2 separate regions of the Mus musculus genome follow, and region 1 is linked to region 2. Evidence: chromatin loops called from intact Hi-C (ENCODE). Cell type or tissue: left cerebral cortex. All regions are shown on one strand. Each heading gives the region's core, and the rest is flanking DNA. Links, peaks and the distances in the headings are about the cores only. Region 1 has its middle 100 kb from the start of Gm36736. Region 2 has its middle 42 kb from the start of Gm36736.

What was found. Peaks named below come from ENCODE experiments on the same cell type or tissue, not always from the same donor. Only the 100,000 strongest peaks of a DNase experiment are listed, where the experiment ranks them.
Region 1: it touches region 2 in a loop (8-fold over the local background); 3 of 42 quality-filtered maps call a loop at or near these places.

The regions. Positions count from the first base shown.
Region 1 is chr7:121,226,541-121,242,644 of GRCm38, reverse strand. No RefSeq gene overlaps it. Among named protein-coding and RNA genes, the nearest start is that of Gm36736, 100 kb to the left of the region's middle. In left cerebral cortex, for the core only: no CTCF peak of the experiment used is centred there; DNase peaks (open chromatin) are centred at 5,557 and 7,631; H3K27ac peaks cover 361 bases.
Region 2 is chr7:121,286,904-121,303,007 of GRCm38, reverse strand. No RefSeq gene overlaps it. Among named protein-coding and RNA genes, the nearest start is that of Gm36736, 42 kb to the left of the region's middle. In left cerebral cortex, for the core only: no CTCF peak of the experiment used is centred there; DNase peaks (open chromatin) are centred at 6,581 and 8,556; H3K27ac peaks cover 384 bases.

The DNA of each region.
Region 1 (16,104 bases), core at 4,508-12,507, 61 kb after region 2:
CACAAAAACAGATACATTGATGGTGGAATAGAATTGAAGACTCAGAAATAAGTCCACACACATATGGACACCTGTTTTTTTAGTGTGTTTTTTTTCCTAAAGAAGCCAGGAATACTGAAAAAAAAAAAAAAACAACATTATTAACAAATGGTGCTGGCCAAACTGGATGGTTGCGTGTAGAAGGATGCAAATAGATCCAGACCTATCACTCTGCACAAAACTCAATTCCAAATGGATCAAGGAACTCAACATAAGGCAGACACACTGAACCTGATAGACGAGAAAGTGAGGGATAGTTTTGAACTCATCAGCACAGGGGATGACTTTCTGAACAGAAAACAAATGCTACCCATCTGCTAAAGGAGTGTGGCAATAAAATGACTCCTAATGACATTCTGTTGTACTCACAGATCACTGCCTTGCTCAACCAGCATCAGAGAAGCTTCCTCCTGCAGCAAATGGGAACAAGTGCAGAGACCCAAAGCCAGACAATATGCAGAGAGTGAGAGTGAGACCTTGGGGCACTCAACCTCCCCTCGGGGTTCAGGGAATTTTGCAGGAAGTGGAAAGAGTGTAAAAGTTAAAGGAAATGAAAGACACCAAGAAGTGAAAGCCTTCTAGACACAACAGGATGGGTGCACATATGAACTCAGGGAGACTGTGGCAGCATGCACAGAGCTAGTACTGTGTCGTACTAGAGCTGAAAGGAGAAGTGGGCACATGCCCCATCCCTAACCAAGAAGACACCTCCAATTGATATACATGTGCGAATGAGAATCTTGTTTTCTCCAAGGGAGTCTCACTAGGGAAACAAACCACTCTAAGGGTAGGTCCCATGCCAGCAGTAGACCGCCAACAGAAAACAAACTCAACGGTATCCTTGGAGGTTCTTTGAGGCTCTTTGACTTATAATGTTAGTCAGGGCAGTTAGTTTTGGGGGTGTTTTGTTTTGTTCGATCTCTGCCTTACAGATCCTTTGTGTATATATTATAGCCTCTGGCCTTGGGCTTTTATGGGATTTCCTGTGTGTGTGAAAGTGTGTGCTTCTGCATCTATATGCATTTCTTGTGCCTTTTCTTTGGCTTTTCCTTGTTTGGTATTTTTGTCCTATTCTGATTTGTTTGTGTTTTATTTATCTTGTTGTATGTTATTTTAGTTATAATTCTTTAGATGCTTGTTTGTTTTCTAGTGAGAGACAGAAAAGATGTCGATCCTGATTTTGGGAGGGGTGGGGAGTGGGAAGAACAGGGAGGAGCACAAGAAAGGGAAAAAATAATCAGAGCATATTGTATAAACAATTCTATTTTCAATAAAGGAGGAATAGGCTACTTCCAGAAAAGCAATGTGATGCCTAAAATATTGCTCCTCTCCCAAGTATCCATTTCATAATTTCACGAGCCTTCAAACACAAATGCAACAACAGTAAGGGCAGGAGGTGAAGTGGTTATACTGCACTGTATAGGTTAGGCTGTTTCAGCCACAGGTCCTTATACAGGGAGAAAAGGAAAGAAGGGTGGAGAAGATGTGACCATGGAGACAGATGTCCGAGAGATGCTTCTATGAACCAAGACACGAAGGTAGCCTCTGTTTCTGGAATATGAGTGAGAGTATCTATAGTCTGTCCAGAACCTTCAGAGTCTCCAGAAGGCGTGGCATTGATTTTAGTCTATTTTGAACCATTAACCCTATAGCAATGGTCACAACAGCAAGAAGAGATTCATAGCAGATGTTGTTGAGGGCAGGAACAGCAGGTACAAAGTTCTAAGTGGGCATCTTCTACTGCATGTGGAGATGTAGTGTGGACCAAGGGCTTTGATGATACTGGGGAGGGAGCTTCGTGGATCACCAGCTATAGGAAGCTTGGATTTTCTTCTAAGAGTGGTGGAAGACATTGGGATGTTTTAAAACAACCTGAGCTGCATTAAGACAAAATGTGGCCACTCTGTAGAGAAATACATAGAGGGTTACTAATGAGGACCCTTAAGCAGAAGCAGAAAGCCCACTAGAAGGCCCTGGCAGCAACCAGGAACAAGCGACAGCTGCCCCAATCAAAGCAGTGGGGATTCAGGTAAAGAGATGGCTACAAGATACACCTCAGACACTGACTTATGGCTCTGGAAAAAAAATCAAATAAAATAATTTGGACATCTTAATGCCAGGGGCCCTTTGATCAAATAAAAGCCAGCTTTTCAGATACCACATGTTGGCTTCTGACAGTGACAAACGATGTCACTACACAGGTAATCCCCAGAGCAGGGACTTGGGGATGTTCTGGAAGAACAGAAAGGGTAAGAGGAAAATGTATGTCCCTTCCTGAACACCCAAGGACAAATGACTCTCCGGCAAGGAAGAAATTAGCCCAAGTGCAGAAGGATGGGCTGGCTGTGCAGGGGACACTTGAGAAGTCAGACTGTTATTTATGAGGACAATGACTTACCCTCCCAAACAGCCATAAAGTCCCAACCTGTCTCAGTACTGTGAAGTTCTCAAGTTCAATCTCCAATTTGAAGGCACAAAAATGAGCACGGATCCTTCAGGAATTCAGATTCAATGTGAAGTATATCCACAGACCTGCCAGCAGATGTTACAGGGAGTTGGCAGTGTTAGACTCGTGCCTGATGACAGAAGTGTTAAGTGCAATCGGTGTTCTGATTTTATTTTTAAGCCAGGAGAGTGGGAATTAAGTTTGTCCTAGGGTGACCTTCCTAGGAGCCGCTGTCCCTCACTGGAAATAATCATCGTAACAGGGAGGCTAACAACAAAGCCATTTCTCCAGCCCTGGCTATACACAGCATCATGACACATACCATCATTATTCCACTTTAGATAAGAGGAAATGGAATCCCCAGGAAGTGATTCTAACATTCTGCAGGGAAGCAGTAGAGACTGGTCTCTACCACAAGACCACGTTCTGAAACAGAACTCCAACAACCACAGTCTACAGACCAAGTCTCAGGCATCACTGTTCTTGTAAATGAAGCTTTGTTGGAACCTGCTCATGTATTCTAATGGCTGTGGCATGGTTTCTTGAGAAATCTGAGTGTTAGCTATGGACAGCTTTTTTTTTTTTTTTTTTTTTTTTTTTTTACTAGCCAAATGTAGTCCTAACCTATGCAAGTTATATGACATATACCATAAGTATAATTTCATTTTTTAATAAAAGTGTGTGTGTGTGTGTGTGTGTGTGTGTGTGTGTGTGTGTAGATAGAGGCCAAAGGTCACTGTTGGGCATCTTCTTCAGTTGCTTTCTCTCCATCTTAGTTTTTGATACAGGGTTTCTCATAGAGCATGGAGCCAGCAGACCTAGCCATCGAGCATTGGGAATCTTCCACTTGGCCCTCCCAGATCTAGGACTTAGGCATGTGACACCACACTGAGCTTTTCTGCGCGGCTTCTGGAGGACTGGACTCAAGCCCTCATGCCTGTGCAGCAAGGACTTTCCCCCACCACATCCCTCAAGAATGATTTCTACCGCATGACTTTTCTATAGCAGGAAAGAACTTACAGAAACGCTACACAGCCAAGAGAAGGGAGACTAAGGATGAGATCACGTTACAGTTCGGAGCTTCAATGTACCCCCAAGGCCATGGGATAAAGGCTTGGTCAGAGCCTGTGGCCCTATAGGACATGGTAAAGCCTTTAGGAGGCAGGAGTCTTATGGAAGACAATGAGGTCACTGGGAACTTGCCCACAAAGGGGATATTGGTACCCCAGCCCCTTCACTTTCTCTCTCTGCCTCCTGGATACCATGATGTGAACAATGCTGCTCTTGCATGAGATTCCCCCTACTGTTTTCTGCTCTGAAGCAGGCCCCAAACAGTAGGGCCAAGTGGCCATGGACTGAAGCCCCTGAAACCTTCAGCCAAAATAAAGGAGTTTCTCCTTTAAATTGATCTGTCTTGGCCACTTATCACAACAGGAATCTGAGTTCTTCAGATAGCCAGGGTAATTGTAACCACTGCAACAGGCACAAATGTCACAAACAGTGGATGCCTTCCTCTCCCTGGCCAACCATTAAATTCAAACACCCCCTCTGCTGTATTTACACCATTACATTTCTATCGTTATTTTCCACTCAGCACTTTTGCTGGTTGGCATAATAAAGCCGAGTAAGGAAATTGTGACATGCTGTCCCCTGAGCACAGTTGCCATCACCATCTTAACCAGGATCACCATGACTCCCCACAGGAAACTCCCAAGTTTGAGCCTGTTTGTTGTTTCTTCATAAAATGGGTGGCTGGTAAAGGTCACGAGACCCTTTCCCCTGAGACTCTAACCCCTCATTCCAGTGCTCCCTCTCCACAGCTGCCTGTATTCTCTGGGGTGCTACAAGACCCCAAAGATAGAAGGGACCCCATCTATACAGTATAGGGAAGTCACCATCCATCTGGGTTGGACTTTTTGGTAATAAAGCAGTTTGAGGGCCACTACTATAAGTAACCCCTTGCCCACACTCCTATAGCAAAACCCTATAAGCTCACTGGTTCACCAGCCTAAGCTTGGGTGGAGCCATTCCTTTAGCACATTGGTGTGCTGGAACAAACATGTCTCTCCAACGAACAGTCCTTGGCCCACTTACCTGGTGATGAACTCCAGAGCCATGCCATGCTGTTTTGACTACTCAAGTTTCACAATAAACTGTGTAAGATATAAACCATATCTTGCATGTCCACTTTTCTCAACGTATACTAACTGAACTATAGAGTTATTTTATTAAGATACTCACAGTGTAAATACCACATGTTGTCCGTGGGGTATTTTTAGAATAATTTGAATCTCTAAATTCTTTCTGGTCCATTGCAGATGACTGAGCAATCTTTTTGTGGATTTTAATCCATTTCTATTGCCCGGGAAGTGTTTATAGTTTTCTTTATGCACTTGTCATGTTGCACACAGCTGGTTATTTTAAATGTTGGTGTTACTGAAAATAGTTATTTAGTTATTGACTTGCAGGTGTTCGGCTCCTAGCCAAGCTGCTTTCTCACATTCCCACAGAGGTCCTGATAATTCCTAACAGGAAATCACAGTATTTATGAATTATGTGATGAACTCTGTTGTTGTTGGTGTTGTTGGTGTTGTTGTCATCCATCATTGTTGTGGTAGTGGTTGTTTTTTGAGACAGGGTCTCTCTGTGTAGCCTTAACTGTCCTGGAACTTGCTCTGTAGATCAGGCTGACCTCAAACTCATAGAGATCCACCTGCCTCTGCCTCCCAAGCGCTGGAATTAAAGGTGTGGCCACCACCGCCCGGCTTGAACTCTTTCTTTTTAATTTTTTGTTTATTAGTTTTGCGGGTGTGTGTGTGTACACACGTTTGTATGTGTGTGATTTGTGGAGGAGGGCAGACCACAGTGTAAGTGTGTAGATGGAGGACACTTGTACAGTCCATTCCCTCCTTCCACCTTTAAATGTTTTGAGAGTCATACTTGGGGCGGGGGCGGGGAGCATCTCTGTGATTATGAGGGCCAGCAAAGTGTCAACTCACGTGAGGCAAGAAGGAGATCCAGTTCAGCACAACTCAGTAGGTGGTGCTGGTTCAGACTTCTAGAGTCTGACACTGCACAGTTTATTTCAGGCATATTTAAACACAGTACAATTTGAGAGAAAAACAAAAACGTTTTTCTGGTGTAACACGATCCTGTGTGCACAAGGAAGCATAATTACATTGAAACTCTTCTCAAAGTACACATCACTTCTTCCATGAATGTGGATTCCAGAGCTAGGCTATGTGTCCGATCTTAAAAACCTGGGGGAAACTAGGAAAGGGGATAACATTTGAAATGTAAACAAAGAAAATATCTAATTTTTAAAAAAGAATGTAAAGAGAACTCACAAAAAAAGAAAGAAAGAAAGAAAGAAAGAAAGAAAGAAAGAAAGAAAGAAAGAAAGAAGGGAGGGGAGGGGAGGGGAGGGGAGGGGAGGGGAGGGGAGGGGAGGGGAGGGGAGGGGAGGGGAGGGGAGGGGAGGGGAGGGGAGGGGAGGGGAGGGGAGGGGAGGGGAGGGGAGGGGAGGGGAGGGGAGGGTGAAGAACAATGAGGTCTACAAACTCGCTACCACTGAGCTTTTCAATTCTGAAAAAAGGATTTAGGCTTTTATTGTTGCCTGGGGTGTGTTGGGAAGAGTTTTGCAACCCTCTGCGGTGTCCATATGTCTTAACATTTCTTTGATAAATTTGACTTCATTGTTTAAAATACAAATATTTGAATATGAAAAAAAAAAAAACCCTGGGGAGAGATCTGGTGTAGTTTCAGTCATACAGATAGCATAGAAGTCGTCTGGACTATCAGCTACCTCCAATCCTGCTTCTAGGAGTATGGGGGAGCCCTGGACATGCAGATAACACAGAGGTTGCCTAGTCTATTAGCTACCTCTCATCCTGCTTGTGGGAGCTGGGTATGGCCTGGCCCTTCCACTTCCATTCCTGGCCCTCTGAGTAGAAAACTAAGTTATAGATCTCTCCCATAGAAGAGGCAATGCTGAGTGTTTAACATTCCTGGTTTCCCTGGGGCTTATCTGTAAGTGCAGGGACCTTTGGGCTCCCAACAGTACTTGGCACATCATGCTTTTACCCACTGAGCCATCTCCCTCAGCCCCACACTCTCTCTTATTGATTTATTTACTTATTGATTTATTTCCTTCTGATAATTGGATCTCTCACTTCTCTGTTATGCCATAACGTCACTGACTTGGACAATGGTCAACATTTTCACAATACGTAATAATGTATATGATCATATATATTATTTAATGCATATGACATATAACAACAGTATCCTAACATTATAATATAACTAAGTACATTGCTACAGGGAGATTAAACAAGAGTTTATTTTCTCATGGTTCCTGAGGCTGAAGCCCACCATGAAGGTGTTGAGTGGGATTCTATTCTTTGGGGCCTCTCTCCTTGGCTTACAAATGTCTACCTTCTTCTGTTTCTCCATGTGACCTTCCCTTCTACGTGTTTGTGTCTGAATCTCCTCATCCTATAAGAACAAGAGAGATGATTCTTTAAGAAGGCCACCTCCAGTCACATTCTGGGGTGCTTGAGGTTTAGGACTTTACCATATGGATTTTGGGGACTATAATTTTACACACAGCAGGGAGTATCTTTGTCTATGGTAAAAATGTATCTGCTATTTCCTCTTCAAGTCTGAAGTATACTTAGAGTTAAAAGATACATTTTGTCATGCTTTAGTTCAAATTTCTAGAGGATTTTGTGTCAGGAATGAACCTCAGGTCTACTAAACGCCTTTTGGTACCTATTGACATAACCATATGGAATATTTTATGAATAGATTTCCTGTTCTAAGACAACTCTGGCACAACATTTAGGATATATAGAGACCCCACAAAGTGACGAGAATTGTTTTAATGCACTATAAATTAAGTTAAGACTATAAACAGACAACTGAGGAGAAAGGAAACCCACCCAATCAACAGACAGAAGAAATATCTCCACTTCACTAGTAATCAAGGAAATTCAAATTAAAATGGGAATTAAAGCCCGCCCCACACAAGAGTTAGCAAGGTGTGGGAGGCAGAAATATCCCCGCCTGCTGACAGGAGGCTTTCGGCTGCAGCCTCATTCACACACGTGGGTGGGGAAGTGTACACATTTGTTCTAGCATTGTTAAAACAGTCTCTAAGAAAAGAAACAGCCTACATTTCTGTCTTAGTCCTCGCTGCTATAACAAAATGCTGCAAACTCGGTGGCTTATAAACAACAGAAGGAGGCTGGAAGCCTAGGAGCTAGGAGTCTGAATTCAAGCATTAGCTTAGTCAGGTTCTAGGGAGGAACTTGTTCCAGCTGCAGAGTCCCTCCTCTCAGAGGTGAGAGAGCGTTGGAGGCTCTGTGATAAGGAAAGGCATCAATCCCATTCATGAGAGCTCTGCCTCCATGACTTAGTTATTTCCTGCATTAGCTTTATGTTAGGTACCTAAGGAGGAAAGAGTTTTTTGGCTTGGAATTTCAAAGCTTTCAAAGCAATTATGGATAACATACTTGTTTGACCCCATTTCTTTGGGCCTATGGCAATGCAGAACATCATGGCAGCCAGCATCTAGCATAGAAAATCCACCCATCTCATGGTAGTTGGGAAGAAGAGAAACAGGCCCCAAAATACTCTTCGGGGTACTTTCCCAATGACCAACTTCCTTCAACTAGACCCACCACTTCCCAATATCTGGGAAGAAAGTTTTTAACATAAAAGGCTTTTGGATCGGCAAGATCTAGACTACAAAAGTCCCAAAGTCTCCCACCCCCTAACACACTGTTAAGGCTTCACACACTAATTTGAAGTAAACACAAATGTTCTTGCCAGAACAATGTTCACATACGCAGTGGATAGCACTAACAGGCATCATGACATATCCTCAGATCACCTGAGAGGAGAGTCTCAATGAGAGATAATTTACATTGGTTTGCCCTGTGGCCATGCCATGAGGGAACTATCTTAATTAAATTAGTTGATGTGGGAACACCTAGCCCACTGTGGGCAACACCATTCCCTAGACAGAGGGTTCTGAACTATATGAGAGTTGAGAAATTGGGCTTAGTACAAGCAACCAAGCAAACACAGATGCATCCGTTCTTGCTCTCTGTTACTGCCACTGTGACATCCCCATAGTGATGGTCTGTAACCTGGAATGAAAAGCAAGTTATCTTCTCCCCTCCCCCCACATTGCTTTGTGTCAGTGCATTTTATCACAGCAACATAAATGAAACGAAGCAGACACATTTTTATAAACAAATAATTAAATAAACATGTCGTATTTATACAATGAATGGACCAGATCTTTTTGTCAACAAGGGTGAGTATCAGAATCATAATCCTGAGAGAGCAAAGCAAGTTCCAGAGGGACACATTTTATATATTTTATATACAGCCAGTTATGAGATTTTTTTTTAAGTACAAACAAAGTCATGTGTGGCTAAATAGTTGTAGAAATTTATAAAAAAGTTGTAAGGACAGCAGAAAATCATAAACTGCTGAGGAGGGGATAAATATCAACTGCAAAGAAGTTGTGATCTCTGGTTTTTGGAAGAGGATAGGAAGAAGGGAGGAGGGAGACATGGAAGCCAAGAGTCCTTCAGAAAGGATGACGGAACCCGAATGAAAGATTTGATTTTCTTTCTTTTTAAATGAAATGATCTGCAGAAGAAAAGGTTTTGCATTCCTAGGACAAATCCCGCTTGGTCATGGTGAACGATTCCATTAGCACATTATCGAATTGTTTGCTGTTATTTTATTTATAGTTTTCATCTAGTGCCGTGGTTGTCTCTTCTCCCCGTTTTCCACTATATTCTTCAAGATTGGATTTCAGGGCTCTGCTATCCTCATAAAATGAATTAAAGGGTTTTCTATGCTTCTCTATAATCTGGAACCATTAATGGAATATTAAAAAAAATCTTTTATTGGAAAATCTAAAGAAAGCATTAGAAAAATTTCTATGCAAAGAGGCTGTTTGAGACTTAACATTTGGAATGTGCATATGCGTGTATACGATTTCTTTTTTTTTTTCTGTTCAGGCTGGTTCCTTTGTTATATCTAACTTTTGTAATGCATACTTCACAAAACAAATCTGTGCCATTGCAGAGACTTGTGGGAGGTAATATCTCGGGTTTCTAATCTCTCACAGGCCTCCAAAAGGGCCTTCACATTGATAATTTTGTTTTTCCTCTCTTGAGCCGGTTTGTCAGAGATTTTTATCTAAACTCTAGTCTTCTTCCAGAAGCACCTCTCTGATACAGTTCTCACAGTCTTCTGCTGGAGAATCTGTGGGTTTCTGCTTCAATCCTTAAAGATTTATCATTCTGAATTCCTTTTAGAGTTTTTACTAATTTTCATACTTCTTGATTTTAAAGCTAGCTTCATTTATTTTTTATTTGCAACAATAAACAGCAATTTGAGAGCCCTGGCTGTGTTCCACACGTTCGCGTATGTTTTATTCACGCTCCCATTATTCTCTAAATGGTGTTTGACTCTATGTTTTATTTCTCCTTAGACTCGGTAATTTCTTAGGAGATTGTTCTCTTCACCCCATTTCCGGATAGTAATGACTGTTCAGTATAGACGTGAGAGACACAGACTATGAGCACACCCAAGACCAAAGGTGCGCCTGGCATGGTGCTAGTGGTACCGTTAGCATTCACTAAGTGAACACAGATCGGGTTAAACGCAAACATAACACATTGGTCACAAGCAATGGTGCTGACTCCTTAGTTCACATAATAACCTAAAATAACTGAAAAAGAGGCAGTTTTCTCCCCAGCTGTGTCACACAAGGCCTCCACGTATTGTTCTTAGAGACTGTGATTCAACAATAGGTACAGCTGTGGTTTGAATGAGAAACGTCACCCATAGGTTCCTGTATTTGAACGCTTGGTCTCCAGCTTCTCTTTTTGAGGGTTATGAGACCTTTAAGAGGTGGAGCCTTGCTGGAGGGAAGCATATCACTTTGAGGATGGGCTTATAGCCTGGCCCTAATTCCTGTTCTCCCTGTCTGCTTCTTGTCTGCTGATGAAATATGATCCTTCTGTTTCCTGACTGGCAGACCTGCCTCAACCTGCCTTGTTATGCAGTATGCACTCCCTGCTGTGATGAGCTGTGTGATCTCTGGAACTGTAAGCAGTGTACAGCTACAGAAAAGTAACCAAGACAGATATCCTCATTCAACCAACCGAACCCACAAGACTCCATTGTAATGAAGAGCAAAGATCTCTTAGGAATCAGGGCCAAATCCTTCCACTATCATTAAGAAGACGACCAAGAACAAACATAGTATATACCACTGCTTACACTGAAAACGCACCTCCCCAGAGCATCACTGTATCCAATACGATCAAGGCCATTCCATCTCGCCCAAGCATCACAGCTAAAACTGGCCCGTAGCTGGTAGCACCAAGTCACTATGACACACACCTTGATAAGAAACGCACATCCCAATATGTCAACTGCAGATTTTAAGGTGTCAGAGCCATGAGGTGACTCAGCAGGTTAAGGCAGTTGCTGCTAAGCCTAATAAACTGAGTTCAATCCCCGAGACCCATAGAGTAGATGTGTGGCATAGTGTGGGCATAGGTATATACTCGCCCATCCCCATGCACAAGACACATAAATTAATATATTTTCCCTGATATAGCTGTCTCTTGTGAGGCTATGTCGGGGCCTGGCAAACACAGAAGTGGATGCTCACAGTCAGCTATTGGATGGAACACAAGGCCCCCAATGGAGGAGCTAGAGAAAGTACCCAAGGAGCTAAAGGGGTCTGCAACCCTATAGGTGGAACAACATTATGAACTAACCAGTACCCCCGGAGCTCGTGTCTCTAGCTGCATATGTATCAGAAGATGGCCTAGTCGGCCATCACTGGAAAGAGAGGCCCATTGAACTTGCAAACTTTATATGCCTCAGTACAGGGGAACGCCAGGGCCAAGAAGTGGGAGTGGGTGGGTAGGGGAGTGGGGGGGAGGATCTGGGGGGCTTTTGGGATAGCATTGGAAATGTAAATGAAGAAAATACCTAATTAAAAAAAATTAATTAAAAAAGAAATGTGGAGGGAAACAAACAAACAAAAAAAAAACGGAAAAAAAATCTAACACATCCATCTGTAACCTTCCATTTTTTCACAATAAAACAGTTAAAATTTCTCATATATATATACATAAGTATGTATATATTATACATATATATTAATAAATGTTTCTTTCAAACCACATTAGCACTGTTTGTGTTGTTAATCTAACTGCCCCCCTTGCCTTCAAAGCAGCTAATACTGGGAGATGGTGCTGCAGTCAAGAGCATATACTGGTCTTCCAGAAGACAGAGTTAGACTCCTATCAAAATGTCAGGGAACTCACAACCACCTGCAACACCACCTCCAGGGGATCTGATACCTCTGGCCTCTATAGGTGCCTGCACACACACACTCTCTCTTTCTCTCTCTCTCTCTCTCTCTCTCTCTCTCTCTCTCTCTCTCTCTCTCTCTCTTTCTCTCTCTCTCTCTCTCTCTCTCACACACACACACGCACACACACACACCTTTCAAAAATTGATTTTAAAATAAATACAAAGATCTCTCGCTAGCTATTTGGTGGCTGTATTTTAATGTTTTTCCTGAGTTCATGCATATATTCATCCATGAAAACCCACATGGAAGATTTTGTACCTAAAATAGTCTCTTCTTTAAAACTAGGATCGTAGTATACAAACTTACTTAACAGGAGAGTACAGATAGTCCCACATACACGTATCTGACATTTTCTCAATCACTGCATAGGATTCTAGAATATAAAAATACTACAATTTCTTCAATAGTCCCCATTTTCTGGAGAAGTCTGAAGGATTTTGCAGATTGCAGATATTTATGATAGATGGGTTTCTACTGAATGTTTATTCTCATTTCTGAGGTCAAAGAGCGCACACATTTTGCACTTCAGTAGCTCTGTCCAGATTTTTTTTTCCTTTGACTGTTTAAAACAATTTCTATTCACACAGCAAAGGAGGAGACTTTTCATTCTCTCTCAATGATCACAGCCACGATTATGAGTCATTTTGATTTGGGCAAAATTAATGAATTTCCAGTGTGATCCCACCATGGTTTTGATTTACATTCCTCTTCCTCCCATAAGAATGAGCATAACATCGTCAGCGCATCGGCTATTTGCATTTCCTTGTCTGGAATTGCCTGCTCCTTTCCTTTGTCTATCTCTTTATTGAATTTTTTTTTTTTTCATTTTTAGGTCTCGTAGATTGAAAGCTTAGCCTTGGAGCCCTCCAAGGGTTTCCTTAAAATGGCCTACTACAGGGTTAGTAGTTTTCCTGGTATCATTGGTATGAGAGAGAAAAGAAAAAAAAGAGCACAAGGGTGCCATTTCGTCACTATATGCATAAAAACCAATAAAATTAATATAAAGAAGCAAGCCAGATGGGGTGAGAGAAAGAGCTAATAATATCGCTTAAATACCTAGAATCAGCTATATTCTGAAGGTTTGACTATTGAGTTTCCAAGTTATAAGATCTAATAAATTTCCTGTTGCCCATGACCCAAAACTTCCTGACTAGAGTGTCATTCTCCTGTTAGTTCCCGGTGCAGGTAACACTTGAACTTTGCTTATTGTAACCTTTGGGTTTCCCATAACATGGATACCTGCAGAGATTTCCTGGCAAAATAGCATATGCCAGTCCAATGGAAAGAGCTCATAGCACATGTCTAGTGTATGGGTCACCAGAAAGAAGATGAGTCTCTGCAGTTATGTGGCTTCCGTGCTGTACATTGGCTGGGCACACTCAGGGGAAGCTCTACCAAGAAATATGCACAGGTTGGTATTATAAACCACAAGTCACACCTGGTGGTGTTTGCTTTAAACAAATAAAAATAAAAATCCTGAGCCCACAGGTGTGCCAGAAGCCAGGCTAGCTCTCCGTGTAACTGTCATAAGGTTGGTTTGTGTCTTCCATTAGCCATGTGTCCTAGGATTAATAAACAGGGCTTCAAGGGAAAGGGGGCATTAAGAGCTTCTACATTTTAAAACTTTTGTAAACTCTTTAACAGAGGGGACTCCATGATACATGGTATAGAGATTTGTATTCTAAATAGACAGGAATCTGTTTGATATTGAGGTGCTAAGAGATTAACCAAACTTTGAACACACTGTCAGCAGATTCGAAGCGCCATCACTTTTTTGCACGATATAAAGACATCTAAGACCACCAACAATCTTTGCTAATGTTTATCATGGGCACCTTTTGTGCTATACATGGAAAGAAACTCTTTGGATATTTCTTCATTATCTTTGTCCGTAAGTCAGGTACCAGGGCTTAGAAGACAGTTGAGCTCATACATCCAAGGTTCTGCTGGGCAGAATGAGGCATGTTGCGCTGAAGTCACAACAAAATAAATAAATAAATAAATAAATAAATAAATAAATACATGCAACTCAGCATCTCAACCACTTAGCCAATGTTTGTTTCCCTGTGCCCTACACAGCCAGCAGAACAAATCAGACCATGGCTGCTCATCTTGGAATAATGAGAGCTCTGCCTGAGCTGGGCTGCAGGCTCACACAGCAAGAAGATGGAAGCACACCAAACTGCACGGTATTTTTTAAATTGTAAATCTCGTTAGCATAAGTTCTGGGAAGATGGTTCTGTGGGTAAAATGCTGCATAGAGTGAGGATACTGAGCACCCGTGTAAAGCATCTCCCTAGAGCTCGCTGGGAAGGCAGTCACAGAAATATGCTGGGGGCTTGCTGGCCAGCCAGTGGGAGACCCTTCTCAACATGTCCAATGTTTGCCCGTCATATTCACGCTTCATCCTTGTCCCCTCTGCCCCACCCTTCCCCTTTCATATCTTTTTTATTTTTTTTCTCCTCAGATTCCTCATATGAGAATAAGTGTGACAACTGTCATTCTAAGTCTGGCTTATTTCACATAACACAGATCCACCCACTTTGCAGTGATGTAATTTCCTTGTTCTTTATGACTGGCTAATATCCATTGCCACTACACGCTATACTTTCTTTGCCCATCCATCCACTTGTGGATGCCTTGGTTGAGCCCATATATTGGTTCTTAGGAATAATACCATAATAAACATGAATATTTGGGTATCTCTATTTGTAACTCTTCTCTTCCTACCTTGAGTGCACACAGGGGCTTGTTTGTCTAAGGAACTGCAAGAGGAAGCAGTAGACAGAACAGCATCATCAAGAAAGCAACCCAAATGCTGGTGAGGATGAAGCAAGAGGAACCATGGTGGAGACTCTTGTTTCTCAGTGATTAAAGTATCCGACAGAAGTGCCTTAAGGAAGCAAGGTTAATTTTAGCTTGTGGTCTCTGAGGGTTGGAGTCTGTCACAGTGGGAAGGCATAGACTTTTGCTCAGTCGATGGCAGCCAACCTCTGCAGCACTGACTGTCAATGTGGCAGAGGACTAAGGCAGGACTGGAGCCTTCAAAGGCTCTGTCAGTTCGGGCCCTACCTCCTTCCACAGCACCCTCTCCCTCAAATACTGCCAGCAGGTGGGAAACAAGGACTCCAGACGTGCTTAAGGAAAGTCTGTCTAATATGTTAATCTCTGTGAAGCAAAAGTCTCCACCAGGGTTCCTCTGGCTTCATCCTCACCAGCGTTTGGTGCCGTTGCTCTTTGGGTGATGCTGTTTTGACTGCTGCTTGCTCCTGCAGTTCATTAGACGAACAAGGCCCTGTGTGCATTCAGCAGGAAGAGGGCAGGGGTTCAATCCCACCTGTGCCCAGAAAGAAGAAGGCTGGAGATAAAACAAGAGCAGTGGCCAGGACCACAGAGCACGGGCTGGTCTGGCCTCTTCCCCAAACAGAGATGTAACAATCCCGGAGAACTCTCTCTGTTCCTTTCTCTGCCGATGTTCCAGGTGAAGCCTTGAGGCTTGAAAGTCTGTTTGCCTAACCTCACCTTTCCCTGTCTGCCCCAGTTCTGGTCTCTGACACTCTCCCGTAGGAATTCTAGTCTTTTCATTTGATCTTAGTAGAACTTTTGGTCTCCAGGACACAAAGCTCTTCTGAAAGTCTGTATTTGGATCAGCAGAAGGGTGATTTGGGTTTCCTTTTTCTTTCTTTTTTTTTTTTCCAAGGGAAGTTTAAAACCCTTCATTCTGTATTCAGGAATAAATGAGAAGTGGTGTTATTTATAATTGGCTCCCTCTAATTCAGACTAAATGTAGATTAATCCTAATTGATAACACATAAAATTTAATTAAACCTTAATAAAGAACCTGGGAAAGAGTCCTCCATAGATGATATCAATGGTAATGTCGGATGCTGGGAGCTGCAGTATGGGAGATAAAACGTAATGTGCGCAAGAGTTTCCAGGCCTTTCTGAAAGTCCAGACACAGGTCATTACCTCAAACATGACATTCATTAAAATCGTGGACAATCTGAGAGATGGTGCCCTCTACACTGCTCTCTGGTAAGAAGTTTGGACTGCAAGAGTTCCCTGGGCCCCTAGCACCTCCCTCCTTGCCCCAGAAGGCCACACTCAGGCCTTGAAGCCACCCTGAGTAGCTCCCAGAAGTTGCTGTCACAGCCTCTGTCTCATCAGATAGCCCCCACCCAGTTCCACATCTTG
Region 2 (16,104 bases), core at 3,414-11,413:
CCAATGAAAATTAAATATAAGATTTTCTTCCCCTATCTCACTGGCCACTGTGCAATTGCCCAAGAGCCTCTGTGGCTCTAAAGATCTTAAAGAAGACCAGCATGCACTACTCCGTGGTCTCCCTCTTCCCACTGGCTGGAGAATGAAGGCATTCAGAAACGTACTCACCAGGGGAAGCCATATGTTTGGGTTGGCAAAGCTATTCTACCCAGTGCTAAACAATTATATGCAGAGGAGACAAACCTCCATTCCCTTCAAGCCCATGTTTCCTGGTCCCTTGGCTGTAGTTTATCCCTTCGACAACTGACATGCACACCAAGAATTTTGTTGCATCTGCATCAGAGACTTCCAGAACCTCCACTCCCAAGCCTTCACATGGCTTTATCTCTAAAAACAATGATGCTCAGCATCAACAGTAGAGTCTCCCAGTGTCATTTCAGCCACTTCACCATGGCTCAGCAAATTCTCATCTGGGATTCTGATTGGACCCTGGGGTTGGCAGAGATGCAAAGGTTTGAATTCAGCCTCCACTGCTAGGATGGTTAACTTTACATTTCAGCTTGATGGGAACACGAGGCACTTAGATATTTGATCACATACTATTCTGAGTAAAGATGTTCTTGGTGCAATCCACACTTGGAAGAGTAGACTGGGTTAAACAGATGGCCCTCCCTAATGTGGGTGGCCCCCATTCCATCACTTGAAGGCCTATAACAAAAAAGCTGAACCTCCCAAAGTCAGAGGGATTCCTTCTTCCCAGCAGCCTTTAAACTGGGATGCTGGCACTTCTCTGCTTTCAAACTCAAGCTCAAGCATCAACTCTTTCTGAGGTCCAAGCTTGCCAGCATTAACACTGTAATCCACCATCAGCCTCCAACCCCAGATCTTCAACTTGGAGACGGTATAGCTTAGGAGTTGTCAGTCTCAAAATTCACAGGAGCCAGTTCTTAGAATAAATGAATGATTACAGGAACAAATGAATGAGTGTTCCAGTTGTTCTGTTCTCTCTCTGGAGAACATCACTACTGACTTCTAACAGACCATGTGACGCCATTGCACCTTAGTCTCCTGGCTTGTGAAGTGGAAACAGGAGCAGGCGTCTGCTACAAGTTAGGTGTGATTGTTGTAATGTTATTATTATTATTATTATTATTACACAGAAGGTCTGCCAGCCATTACTAAGAGAAAATATAAGCCATGTACCTGTGTACAGGGCCGGGGGCAGTAGGGGAGATGGCAAATTCAAGGTCTCCAGCTCTGCATGGTCCCTCAGCATTCAGAGAACGCTTTGTATCCACCCTTGGCCATCTCCCTCTCCTGTTCCTCTCAGCAGTTGATGAGCTTCAAACCCACAGCATTACCTCCTCTTGCCCCCTAAGTCAGCCCTCTCCCCCTCAGGTGAAACCCTGCCTTCTATTTCACAGAGAAAATTATGGCTCTCAGGCAAGAACTTGTTAATTAATTTTGTTTCATCCTCTCATGCTTTTGATCTTGTGCCCTCTCCCTCCTTAGGGATGTTCTCTTCACATTAACTTTTCTCTCTTGATTCTGAGCCTCCCCCTTTCCTGCCGCTCTTTCTGCTTTAACCAGCCACCATGCCTGGGGCCAGCTTATTGTTAGACACTTCCTGCTGTCTAGCCTCTTCTTAACACCCCACCTGCCAAGCTTCTCCAGACACCCGTTTGTCTTCTCATCTCCCTTCTACCATTCTCTACCAGAGCAGCTCAGGAAAGGGCATAGGCTGTTCCCAGTGCAGAGGAAAGAGTGTAGTGTGACCATGGAAAGATCAAGGCTCCTAATCCCCAAGGTTGGAATGTACTCGCACTGGGACAGAGTAAGAGGAGAGGAAAGTGTTGAAGGTGAGACCTGGACAGCAGGTTCAGTACAGATGTGACAGGAAGCTGGCTCTGACTTTAAGGGTAAGATCATAGCAGGGTTTTGAGAATAGAAGTAGCAAACTCCCAGCCTCTTGCTTAGATTTTAAATGGGTCCCTTTACAAAGAAGCAAGCACACAAATAAGAAGGTAATTACAATAAGGGGTTACAAATATGGTTCAGCCAATAAAATGCCTGCTACATGAGGATAAGGACCTGAGTTCAAATTCCCAGAACCCATGTAAAATCTGAGCATGGTGTGGTGTTCCTGTCATTCTAGTACTTGGAAGGCGGAGAATGGGAGGGTTTCTGGGGCTCGCTGAGTGGCTACTGCAGTCAGATCAGTGAGACCGATTCGGTGGGAGACCCGGTTTCAGAAAATAAAGGGGAAAGAATAAAGGAAGATATCAACTTCTGGCTGACTTACACACACACACACACACACACACACACATACACACACACACACACACATACAGAGAGAGAGAGAGAGAGAGAGAGAGAGAGAGAGAGATACACACATAAAAAAACAGCAAAATAAAATGCTTACACTAATCCAACTCTAGGTGTATATTAAAGGCAGAGCCAAAAGGACCTGCTGGTATTTGGGATGTAAACAGGGGGGAAAAAAGAAGTTAAAGGGAACTGGGTGTCGTAGCACCAACCTGTAATTTTAGCTATCTGGGAAGCTGAGGCAGAAAAATCAAGAATATGAGGCCAAACTGTGGTACAAAGAGAGAACTCCCATCTCAAAAACAAAAGTCACAAAGAGCGCCCAAGGTTTTGTGGCTTTCCTATCTCATCCTACAGCCTTCTGGGGCTCACATTTAAATGGGTATCAAATTTGAAATTAATGCCCAAAGTTTTCATAAGGTGCAAGAATAAGCACATATGCCAACAAAAGATAATCACAGAGGAAAGAAGAGATGATGGGGTCTACCAGCTGTTGGCCAACACATAATATTCATGATAGATAGAAGATAGATGATAGATAGATAGATGATAGATAGATAGATAGATAGATAGATATCAATGCTGTCTGTTATGAGTATTGAAGAATGGCTACTTGAAGAAACATTCAAAAGAGTTATGATCAGTCACCTTTTAGGATGAGACTCAAGGGTTGGAAGGAGTAGGGCAAGAACACTGGGTTTCACGAACAGTTATTGTATGCTATATCCTCTCTTTATTTCTCTCCATTGTTAAAAACAAGGAATATGGATTACTTTCATTAAAACATGTAAGAAGTAACTGAGCTTGGAGCTTCCTCTGCACTCATTGCTTTTATAGGGTTAGAGAGCACTTCGCCAGTCAGTTGGGAGCAAGGCCATCAACAGTCTTATCCAGCTGTGAACCGTGTGAGCTACAACACCAACCTGCCAGGTGAGATGTTCCCACGGGTGCATGAGTGACGTAACTATTATGGTATACAGCTACTTTTTTATTGGATTAGAGACTCCCTCCACAGGAGACATGTCTGGTATTATAAACCTGGTCAAATACCCATGCCTGAGAAAGTCATAAGCCCTAGGAAGAAACATACTACTCTCATTTTCCTGAAGAGACATGATATAAACAAGCCTTCAAAACATTTAGATTGGTGCTGTTCTCAGCCTTGGTCAGAGAAGCTTCTGGTGTTAGTGGGCAAGAGCTATTGCAGAGACTCATAACTGGTCAAAATACAGAGAATAGTGACCACTTAATGCAAGTGTGAAATGGGGCCTCTGTTAACACATCCCACCCTGGAAGGCCCAAGGGACCATCTCAATAGAGAACAGAAGGAATGAAAGAGCGAGCAGATGGGAAGGAGCGCGGTGAGATGCTCTCATCTGGACACGGCATGGCCATGACACTCAGCTCATCACAGCTACGGTTACTTGCACAAGACCTGAAGAAGATGGAGCCTGTCAATGTGCCATCATAGAAGGGGGTGGAGGACTGACAAGCCCCAGCCCTCCTTGAGGAGCCATTAGCAGCTAATGGTTGCTGGGGAAGGAGGTTTCTTCAGTGGTACAGCAAATGGAAAGTTGCCCAGGCTCCAGTAAATAACCCCATGGCTATTAAACCTGGTAGATTACGAAACAAAGCAAAACAACAGAACGGTGTGGAAATGGGGGGAGGGCTTGTTGGGAACGAAATTAGGGGAGAGGTGTGAGGATGACCCAAGTCCTTTGCATACACACAGGTATGAAACCATCAAAGAGTTTTTTTAAAAATGTCATAGAAAATAGGAGAGGTTCTTCTCTTCCGGCAAGGCTATAACACGGGTTCACCATGTCCTCCTATACTTGAGGAAAAAAGCAAAACAAAACAAAACAAAATCACATTTCTTCCTTTGTTCAGGTTTTTCCTGATTCCCTTTATTGGCATGATAATGCTGATCTTGCTATAAATTTTTTAAAGAGCTCGGGCAAAACATAAACGTTTGGTCTCCCAAGTGATGCTGCCTGTCAACACCGTTCAGAAGCTTATTTCCCATAATACCACTTCAATGAAGAAGCCCGGAGCTACCGGCAGGCCCGCTGCAGAGATTCCTACAACATAGACAGAGTGTGTGTGTGTGTGTGTGTGTGTGTGCACGCGCACACGTGTGTGCACACTAGAGTCATGGCTGTTACAAAGACAATGACCCAATTCACTACCATTGCTCCTTAATTGTGAGGTGCTTATTAAATATCCACCTTAAAGCCAATCGATGGGCTAGGCCTGTAGCTCAATTGGTAAAGTGCTTGCCTAGCAGACATGAAGCTCTGGGTTCAATCCCTATTACTGCATAAATTGGGTGTGATGGTACATACTTATAATCCCCAGAAATTGAAGCAGGAGGATTAGAAGTTCAATACCATCTTTGGCTTCATAGAAAACTCAGAGCCAACCTGGGCTACATGAGATCTTGTCTCAAAAACAAGAACAGCAAGAGAATAAAATAGCTTTGGCAATCTGGACCTATAGCTTTTCCTATGTCACCACCTCCTCCGTACACTCATCCCATACATCTGCTCACCTGAGGCTCTGTGTTGCTCTTGACACTGCAGTGTCCTGCCTGCTGGCCTTTGCCTGTGAAGGCATCCTTGCAAGGTGTCCTCTTTCTTCACCAGTCATTGTACAAACAGGGGACTTCACCATGCTCTGGCAATGTGTTCAATGTGCTTTGATCCTAGGCAACCATCCATCTCCCCCTCTGATCACCCGTCTTTTTCCTCCTGCCACACTTTCAGGAGTTCCACCTTTACTTCTGTTTTTCCCCTCCAGGATTCCACAGGTAAGCGAAAACACACAGTGTTTGTCTGCATCTGACTTATTTTTCTTAGCAAAATGATCTCCAGCTCCATCCATTTCCCCATAATTGACATCATTTTATTTTTCTTTATGGATGAATAAAACTCCTTTGTGTGAGTACTACATTTTCTTTATCCATTCACCTGCTGATGGGTATCAAGGCTGGTTCTGTGCATTGATTAATTCGAGTGGAGCTGTAGTAAACACAGCTGTGTGGGTCTCTCTCTGATATGCTACCTTAGTGCCTGCTGGGCACACCACGCCGTGGTGTGGCTGGGGCATGTGAAAGTTCTGCTTTTAGATTTTGGGAGGACCTCTGTACTGATTTGTGTGGTGGTCTGTGGCTGGGGCATGTGAAAGTTCTGCTTTTAGATTTTGGGAGGACCTCTGTACTGATTTGCGTGGTGGCCTTGTCAGGTCACACTCCCAGCAGTAATGAATAAGTGTTCCCGTTTCAACACTCTCACTGTTCTTTGCTGTCACTTGTTTTCTCACTGATGAGCCTCTCGGATGTGTAGGATGAAGTCTGGCGTAGTGTTGACCTGCAAGTCCCTAGTGAGCACTTGAACAAGAGTTCAAGAGCTGATGGAGCATCATTGCTGTGGGAATCTACCTGCCTGACGCTGCGTTCTTGTTCCTAGCTCAAAAAGTCCACGTATTAGCATGTTAACCTTCTATATTTTAATTCATAGGTTGTTGGGATTTATAAGTGGAGCATTGGAGAACCTGGAACTAGAAGAAATCTTGAGAATGGGGCCCTCGGGATAGGGTTGGTGTCTTTACAGTCAAGAGTGGCCTGAGCTGTTTGTGCTCCATTTCTGTTGGCTGTGATGCCATCTACAGTGAGAATGGTACAGCAGGAGGGCCCTCATCAAATTCAGACCCCTTAACCTTGGACTTCTTGGTCCTACCCTCAAGAATTATAAGAAACACATTTCTTTGTAAAGTACTCAGTCTGTTGAATTCTGTTGTAGTAACATGAAATATGCCGAGATTTCAGCCCAGACTGCTTCTCTGAACTTTTCTTTCCTCCGTCTTTAGACACAGAACCTTTTTATCTGCTGTGTATCATGAGCTCTGTCTCTCAGGCCATACATTCTTGTGTTCAGCCTGCAAAGCTGTCTGAGTGCCAAGCACTGAGAGCACCATGGTGAGCAAGATGCCACTATCCTTTAATGGGTAATGTGGGCAGCCAAACAAGAAATGGCCACCGTGTCATGTGTCTGCTCTGAGAAGAGGCACCATACACTGAAAGGACACACATACACACATAAATACCAGTGACTAAGAAAGACAGCAGAGCGGATTGGAAGGAAGTGGCATTTCAGCTGTGTAGGAGTTTTTAAGGCAAATGGGAGAGGAGGAAGAAGGGTCCACACACATCCACTGCATGCAGAAGTCTAGGAAAGAGTGGAGTGGGACAAGAGCTAAGTGACAGAGATGCTGGAGGATGGGGTGGAGCAGAAGGGAACAGACACAGACAAATCCAGGTCTTCAAAGACCTTACAGATCTGCTGAGGGGGTTGGACTTTATTCTAAGGCAATAGAGAACTGTGGGGGAGTCACAGGAGTGACTCATGCCCTACTCCCTCACGACTTTATGTTTTAGGAAATTTATTGTTAAACACACAGGGCTAGTCAGGAAATAACAAGACAAAATGCTAGGATGTTTCAAAGTTAAACCTTAAAGATCATGCATAGTCTTATTTCCCCATCTCCGTAATGTCTGACAACCTTGTGGGTTATCATGCTTACTAATTATTTTCAATATAAAGATATGCTGGTGTTCTGGAGTGGTGTCTCAGTAGCTAAGCGCTAAAAGATGCTCTTTTTGAGGTCCCAGTTTCAATACCCATCAATCGCTTACAACTATCTGTAATGCCAAGACATGGGAACCTGTGCTCCTTCTGACCTCTGCAGGCACCAGGTGCACACATGGTACATATACCCATGCAGGCAAAACACTGAACACAAAATATAAAGATAAATAGTATTTAAAGCTCGTTAAGAACCAGATGTAACAACATTTTATTAATTTTTAAAGTGTAATTTCTTCAATTCAAATCACCCCTGGTCCACGGTGAGGGGTGGTGGCCACCTTCCTGACTGCCCACACCAGTACTCCACCACGAACACTGCAGCCTCCCTCACATAAGGAATTCCAGGGTCTACTTTCTTCACTTAACAAACATCGCCATCATTTTCCACGTTATTCACAGACTTCATAGAGGAATCGTTCATGGTGAATTATTTTTATTGTGTTTTGTTGCTCCTTGAGTAATAATTCCCAACACAGAACATCTAGGAAAGATGAAAGTACATGCCACTAAAGAGTCGGCTGTTTAAAAAAAAAGTGCTTGCCAGGTAAACATTTCAGTAAATACCCTGGTGGATTTTTTCATCCTCTGTACATGCTTTTATTCCTAGGGAAAAAAACTCATTTTTAAGGAAGAAAAAGAAAAACACATTTGTCTTAGAAATAAACATGGTTCCTACCACTTTTGGTGCCTGCTTCTCATTTAGTAATATATTGTGAACATTTTCTCTGTGACTGATAAGTGTTTCTCTGCATAGTTGGAAGTCCCATTGGTGTTCTGCCCTCCATTTTAATTTTATTCAGGGTCAAACTTAACAAACCTCCCTCATTGTCCTTACCAACTTCAAGAGCTCCTGCTTGCTAACAAAGTCTCAAATTCTTAACTCTTAACCAGTAAAGGGAATTGCCTCACTATGTGCTACAGGGCAAGGTAAGATGTTGTGGTGGTTTGAATAAGAATGACCCCCATAGGCTCCATACTTGAATGTTTAGTCACCAGGGAGAGGCACTGTTTGAAAGGATTAGGAGGATTAGGAGGTATGACCTTGTTGGAGTAGGGTAACCTTGCTGGAGGATGTGTGTCACTGGGGTGGGCTTTGAGGTTTCAAAAGCTCATGACAAGCCTAGGCTTGTGAATATTTGTGAATCTACACTTATGATACAGTTCTCTTCTACCTTGAAACACAGACAGACAGACAGACAGACAGACACACACACACACACACACACCCTTCCCATAGCCAAGAGTAAAACATATAAGAGAATGAAAACTTTTCTATCTAATTCTTTGCTCTCTCTTTCTCTCTCTCTCTCTCTCTCTCTCTCTCTCTCTCTCTCTCTCTCTCTCTCTCTTTCTCTCTCTCTGCCTATATGAATCAGGATGTTATTTCTCAACTACTGCTCCAGTGCCTTGCCATGCTCCCACCATGAATGATGATAATGAGCTAAGCATTTGAAACTGTAATCAAGCTCCCAGTTAAATGCTTCCTCTATAAGAGTTGCCTTGGCTGTGGTGTCACTTCACAGCAATGGAACACTGACTAAGACTGAAGTCTAGCTGGGTGTTGAGTTTCCAGGATTCTGCCTGATACTATGACTCCTCGTGAATTTTCTTGTGAAATCTTAACAACTCCCCTCCCAGGAATAATCAGTTTTTCCATCTGCTACACACACATTTAGGCTCCTACATTTCTCAATTCTACATTGATCATATGGTATGAAAGTTGGTTTCTCTCTTTTTCGTAAATTACAACTGTTCAAAAAAATGTCTGTTGACACTATTGTGTATGCCAGTGCTCACAATGCTGTGGCATACAAGGAAGGGCTGAAAGTCTTGGGGCTTACAAAGATCATTGATTTATGAAGGATACAGAGAAATTGCAGACATGTGTAACACTGAAATATTTTGTTAATTAATGAACATGGAGTGTTGTCACAGGACTGAACAGAGCATCAACTTGGGGGTTGGGAGTATAAAAGGAACGAGGACAGCCAACGAGCTTCCTGGAGGAGAAAGCTAAGCTAATTCTCACCTGTTCAGCATACATGAACTCTACTGAGACTGCTACTACTCTTACCAAAATCATCAAATTCTCCAATTGCCTCTCCTGAAGACAATGTCCTTAATTCAGTCCACACTCTATATGAAGTCTATGTAGGGCTTTGCACTACACACTGTCCACTAATTTCTTCATTTATTTGTATACCAGATATTTCTTATGCCAACAAAGAGATTGCAGGGTGAGGCCTTGCCTTTCCTTGCTCTAGTCCCACATTTTGAACCCTTCAGTCATATGAATTGAATATGGTTTGTCACCTCCAAAGAGGACATTCAAGATTGGTCCTTTGATAGCCAGAATTTACAACACTGTAACAAAATGCCCAGCAGAAATGACATAGGAGAGGAAAGATTTCTTTTGGTTCTAGAGGGATCCCCAGGGCGGGGATGTCATGGTAGAACAAATGGGTTCATATCATGGAGCCAAGAAGCAGAGAGAGAGAGAATGGCAGGCATCAGCTGGCTTTTTCCATTTTCCTCTTTTGATCCATTAAGACCATGAAATGGTGCCTGAGGGATCCCCACCTTAGAGATTTCTGAAAACACCTCACAGGCACCCTGAGCAGTGCACCTACCAGTCTCCTGTGTGAGCCTAAGTACAGTCAAGATAACAATGAGATTTGACCATCAGTTTCCAGTAACAACATTGAGAGAGACTGTGTGAGTCTTAGGAGATGACAACATCACTAAGAGAATTTGATGGACTGTGGTGATGGTTCGGTCAGGAAAATGCTCACCTTGCAAACATGAAGACATGAATTTGATTCCCCACCCCTACCTTCAGTCACACACTTCCTCCAGCAAGGTGACCCCTACTCCAACAAGGTCATACCTCTTAATTCTTTTAATCCTTTCAAACAGTGCCTCCCTCTGGTGACTAAACATTCGATTTGTGAGCCTATGGAGGACATTCTTACTCAAACCACCACAACATCTTACATTGCCCTGTAGCATAGTGGGGCATTTCCCTTTCCTAGGTAAGAACTAAGAATTTTGCCAGACATGGTAATATGTACCTGTAATCCCAGAACTAGGAATACTGAGATGTCAAACAAAGCTCTGAGGCTCATTATGTAGCCAGATAAGTTTGGCAAGTTCCAAGACAATGAGAGACTGAAAAAAACAAGAGGGATAACTGAAGATTGTTCTCTGGTGCACACACACACACACACACACACACACACACACACACATTTACACATATGAACATACAACCACTCACTCCTCTTGAGTGGCCTTCAGTTACCCCAAGAGTGGGTTGCTACCAGTGAGCCTGGTTCCTGGTGCTTGTCTCTTGCATGTATGTGCTCTTTCTTCTAGCCTCTGTGACCCAGACCAAGCTCTCAGCAGAATCAGAGACCCCTGAACCAAAATAAACTCTACAACTCACTCAGCCTCTGGTACTCTGCTATATCAACAGAAAGCAGATTAATGCTCTCCTGTCTGACTTCATCTCCTCTCTGGCCACTAGGTTCTCCCAGAAATCCTGTTATCCCAGTGCCTGTTATCAAGAAGTCAAATGACTATGAATCTCTACCCCTAAGGCTGATGTGTTCAACCAATCTCCAATTTCCAGAATGCTAGATATTTTATGCAGCAAAACATTTTCATGGTTCGAATATGTGCTCGTTACTAGGGAAATAGGATGGACAAGGCAATTTTCCTCCTGTCAAGGAGCTCCATTAGAGAAGTTACACATGAACATATTCAGACTCAGTAAAGTTCATCCAAATATGCATACCACTGTCCATTTCCCAATACAGAGCATCCCTTCTCCACTAGGCTCCCGTGGTTACACTGCACAAGCCAGAGGGCGCTACTCATATAATCTACAAAGTACATGGAGCCCTCCTACAAATGACCAGTATGCAACCTACATGGCCTTATGTGACAGATTTCCCTAGATGCCATGTGGAGCCAAGAGAGTGACAGGTAAAAACTGGTTGTCAACCCTGGTAGCTCAGCTGGTGGTTTCCTTGGTGATTACCCTCTGCTGGGTTGATGGATTGGATATAGATTACATTTCCACACTTTGCTTACACAATTATTAAAGAGCAGAGTTCTAAAAATACAAGTCTCCTCTCATTAAGTGTGGAGACAAAGCCCTGACTTGAAGGACTCTGGTCCCCCTCTTCGTCAAGGTTCCGAGTAGATGTGAGTAATTTCTCCATTTCACAATCTGCACCCAGACTGATGGGCTGTCAACTGTGTCTTGTTTGCCTTGAATTGGTATTTTGAATTTAACTGAAAACTAATTTCACGTAAATAAACTTACTTTCAGCTTCTTTGAAAAATCTGGAATAAAGGACATTGGGACCACATTTCCACACACCACGCTAAGTCAATTAAGTGTAGCTTAAGTGCAACCAGAGAGCAGCAGCCTCCTGGTCACACAAGAACACACCCTGTCTGCTGCATCCCTGACCTGGCTGGCTTTGTTCTGCCACCCACTTGACCCCTCCAGCCAGTCACTCACAGTAATTTCAATTTAATTTCTTTCATTTAGAAATGATTGATTTTCAAATTTATTAATTTATTAGATTTTCTAGTGATAACAAGTCTTAACTGTAGGATAAAAATAACCCAAAAAGTTTAAAAATAAACTCACAACAGAACGGATCCCAAGAGTTTTTTAGGGGTGTGTGTGTGTGTGTGTGTGTGTGTGTGTGTGTGTGTTTGTGTGTGTGTGTGTGTAAGGAAATATCAGTTCCACTAGAGTTGGAGATACACGCAGTTCACGGTGCTAGAAAGTGAACTGAAAGGACAGAAATCCTTAACTGCTGAGCCATCTCTCCAGCCCCCAAACAGCCCCTCTCCCTTTTTTCATTATACGCAATCTATTAATCCTGAGTAAGCAATGGCCCAGCCTTCCTTTCTCTCAAGAAGAGCCACCCGAAGATGAACGAACGTTATTTTGAAAACTCTTCTCTGATTTACCTTGAAATGAGCTCAGATATCTCCCAGAGCCAGTAATCAGCTGTATCCAAAAGGCAAGGCTCCCCAGCAGGGGGGTCAGGCCACTTTAAATTAACCCTTCATGACCTCACCAGGCATTGATGAGAAAGGAAATTCTATTCCTCAGAGATCTCCTGGAACTAAGTACAAACCCAAAATGCAGCATATTTCCATGTAAGAAGAGTCCAGATGTCCGAAGATATCCAGCAAAGGTGAAACAGGCAGACTCTGATGTACTGTTTGAGCTGTGCAAATACTCTGTGGTTGGAGAGAGTATGCTTCAACACACACATACAACACATGTGTCACACACACACTCAACCATGCCCACGCATGTGCGCACACACAGTTGCTGGATATTGTGCAGTTACTGGATTAACATTGGACTGTTGTGCGTGTCCATCATTCTTGATGTGCACACACAGCTCTCTCATTCCTCCACTCAAAAGGTACAGATGAAATACAACTGACAAAACAGGGACATCAAGGGACGTCTGCGCTATGGAGTATAGACAAAAGCAGCTTATTGTTTCTCTGAGTCTGGCATGCTTTCTCCAAAGGAAGAAAGCATGTGGAGGGCATGATGGTGTGATGGGAAGAAGCTGAGAGCAACACCATCCATCTCCCTCTCCAGTCTGCTTCCTCAAGCCCAAGGAGTTTGGGATCCATGCAGGAAAGGAGAAAAGGCTGGGCTCTGGGCTTCTTCCTAGAGACCTGCAGAGACACACAAAAGCCTGGAAGCATGAGCTTCCTTTGACTGTAATCAAATCCAAATCAACCAGGTAGGGTGACACCATTCCTCCATATCCACTAAGGAAGGGCAGCTCAGCAGAGCAACATAACCATCAACTTCCGATTCACGAACCCCTCCCCTACCGACACTGATAAAGCGCCCTAAAAAACGGGTTGGTTTTCACAAAGGAAAAAAAAATACCACCATACACTTCAACATCCGCCACAGCCAGCGTCAGTCTCGCCTCCTGGGGGATCTTTCTCCACCTTCCTCCTATCACCCTCGCCCCCGGGTGGAAGAGAATCTGCTTCCAGAGTTAACTCTTCCAAAAGGCAGCTTTCCTGAGTCATCCTTGTCTTCCGGTTCCGTCCTTCAAAACACCACTTCAGGGCCTCTGTGCTCTCAAGAACGTTGGGCGCTTACGTGAGATCCAGCCACTGTGGAATTGGCTGGCGCATACCCTTCGCCTGCAATGCGCTTTCACACCCCCACTCACTTCCACTTGTCGCACAGGGAACCATCATCTTTCAGAGGACTCCTTGCCTCTTCTGGAAGCATCTCCTGACATCTCCACCTTCTCTCAGGATGCAAGTGCTTGGATTAGCATCTGTTAGTGTCCTACAAAGTGCTCATACCATGCTCAAGAAAACAAAGACTTGTACTGGAAACCCCAGCAACCCAGAATGGTCTAGAATAGTGTGACTGAGCACATACTTAAAGCACACAGGACTGAGGACTGCCATATTTAATATGACAGCCTCACTATGTGACCCCATTTAACCTTGAACTCAGCACCTCCTGTCTCTCAGCCTCCCCAGCACTGGAATTGTAGGCTAGATGGGTTGGCTTTTAAATCAGAATCAGGACTTCTTGGCCACATCAACTTTCAGCTGGTGAAGGACAGAGTGAAATCTTTCCCTTGCAGATCTGTGTTTAGTGAGAAGTTTCTACAGCTTGGAAGAACATATGCCTTCCTCATTTCTGTTACCCACAAGGTGCTTCTGAGTCCCTGTCAGATCTTGGGATTTGTTTCCAATGTCTATGACAACCTCTGAGACTCCACTCCTTCCATTATGCTTAAGGTTCCTCTTCTTCCCCTTCCTCTACACCACCCTCACCAGCTTCTGGATTTCCCCAAAGTGGCCTTGACTGGTAGTCTTTTAATTTCATCCCTTTTCTCCTTAAACGTGATACTAAAGTTCCTTTTTATAAAGGTCCCCCACTGATATGAGAAGCACATGAAACCTACATATCTACTCTGAACTCCAACGAAAGGGAGCCTACAAAGTAAACTGTCAAGAGAAATTAAATCATTGCCAAGCAGAAAAGACTAGGAGGAGGGGGGGAGGGAAAGGAGTTAGGGGAGAAGGAGGATGGGGAGGGGGGAGAAGAGGGAAGGGAAGGAGGAGGAGGAAAAGGAGGAAGAAGGAGGGGGAGAAGGAGGAGGAAAAGGAGGAAGGGGAGGGGAGGAGGGAAAGAAGGAGGACAAAGAGGAGGAGGAGGAGAAGGGAGAAGAGGAGGAGGGGAGAGAGGAGGGGATGGAGAGGGGGAGGAAGAAGAAGAAGGAGGAAGCTTGTTTTAAATGTCACCTTTTTCTTCTCCACAATGCACCTCTTTCACCTATGAAACTAGAACGAGCATCATATTTATAAATTAAGTGAAGAACAGGAGGGATTGTGCAAGGTAAAAGCCAATAAGCAATTTGGAAGCTACTTTAAAAGCAGCCAGTAGAAGGCAGGGCAAATACAAGAAAAAGAACCAGAGACCAGGAAATGAATGTGGATATCCAATCCCCTCTCCTACCAAACTCAGAAAAAAGAATATGGTCAAATAACACAAACCAAAGGCAAACTGTAGAAATCTCAGAAGAAGAAAAGCAGACTATGGCTTAAGAGATGAAATTGTTTAGATATAAATAAAGATAACAATTGAAAAATGAAGACATGATTTTCTTTAAGTAACTAACATTCACACAGAGAAATATCTGTGTGAGAAAAGCTAATTCCTACTCATATTCCAGGGAAACTATGGTGTTGGCCTCATACTGTGCCCTATACCACTAAGTGGTTTCTACAATAGCACTAAATTGGAGTGCTGACCAAAAGTTCTATATATACAGTCAAGTTGTCATTTGGAGAAATTCACCAGACAGATTGTTTTAAACATGCAAAAAGCTGAATAAGTTACTTGAAGACACATGTCAGAAAAATAAAATTAATCAAAGGTAAATCCTCAGACACATAATGGTGAGTACTGTCTGTGTAACCATGAGGAATTGATTTCAGATCCCAACACTGCATAAAGCCAGACATGGCGGCAGGGGTCTGTAACCCCAGAACACCAGATAGAGATAGACAGATTCTTGAAGTTTATTGTCCAGCCCATCAAGATGAAATACCAAGTTCCAGGTTCTGTGAGAGACACTACATAGAAGAGAAGAAGACGGAGAGTGATAAAGACACCCAGCCTCACATGCACAGATAAATGCACCTGCATACACATACACACATATATATGCACCCATCCTGTGTACACACACACATAAAGCTCTATACTCAACAAGAAGAAAGCTTGAACATTAGTCTGACATAAATAGAATAAAGGCAGTCACTCTCCAATATTTAGAATGCATATAAAACTTACTATCACACACACACACACACACACACACACACACACACACACACACAAATGCTTTTTAAAAATAATTATTTTAGTGACGGAGTCAAACTCACAAACCCTTGCAAAGGGAAAAATCTGTCTTAGTTGTGATTTTTAATTGCTGTGAGGAGACACCATGACCACAGCAACTTACATGGGAAAACATTTCATTGGGGCTGGCTTACAGTTCATTGTCATCATGGCAGAAAGCATGGTGGCACACAGAAGACATGGCGCTGGGATGTAGCTGAGAGTTCTTCACCCAGATTGTCAGTAAAGCAAAAAAGAAGAGGAAGAGAAGAAGAAGGGAGGAAGCATGGTCTTAAGTATCAGCAGGAAGAGAGAGAGACCTTGGGCCTGGCTTAAGCATGTGAAACCTCAAAACCACCAGTAACACACTTCCTCCAACAAGGGCACACCACCTCCAACAAGGCCACACCTACTCCAACAAGGCCACACCTACTCCAACAAGGCCACACCTACTCCAACAAGGCCACACCTCCTAATAGTGCTTCTCTTTGATGACCAAGCACTCAAATATGAGTTTATAGGGCAATTCAGATTCACTACAGTCTCATAACAAAATTTCTCATCTATTACAAAAAGGAGTACTTCAGATTGTAGTTCTGGGATGGATATTCAGAATATAATATAGGATTTCAGAATATAATAAGAACACCCTTAAAAATAATTAAGGTATTTGCTGACAGAATCTTTTACAGAGAT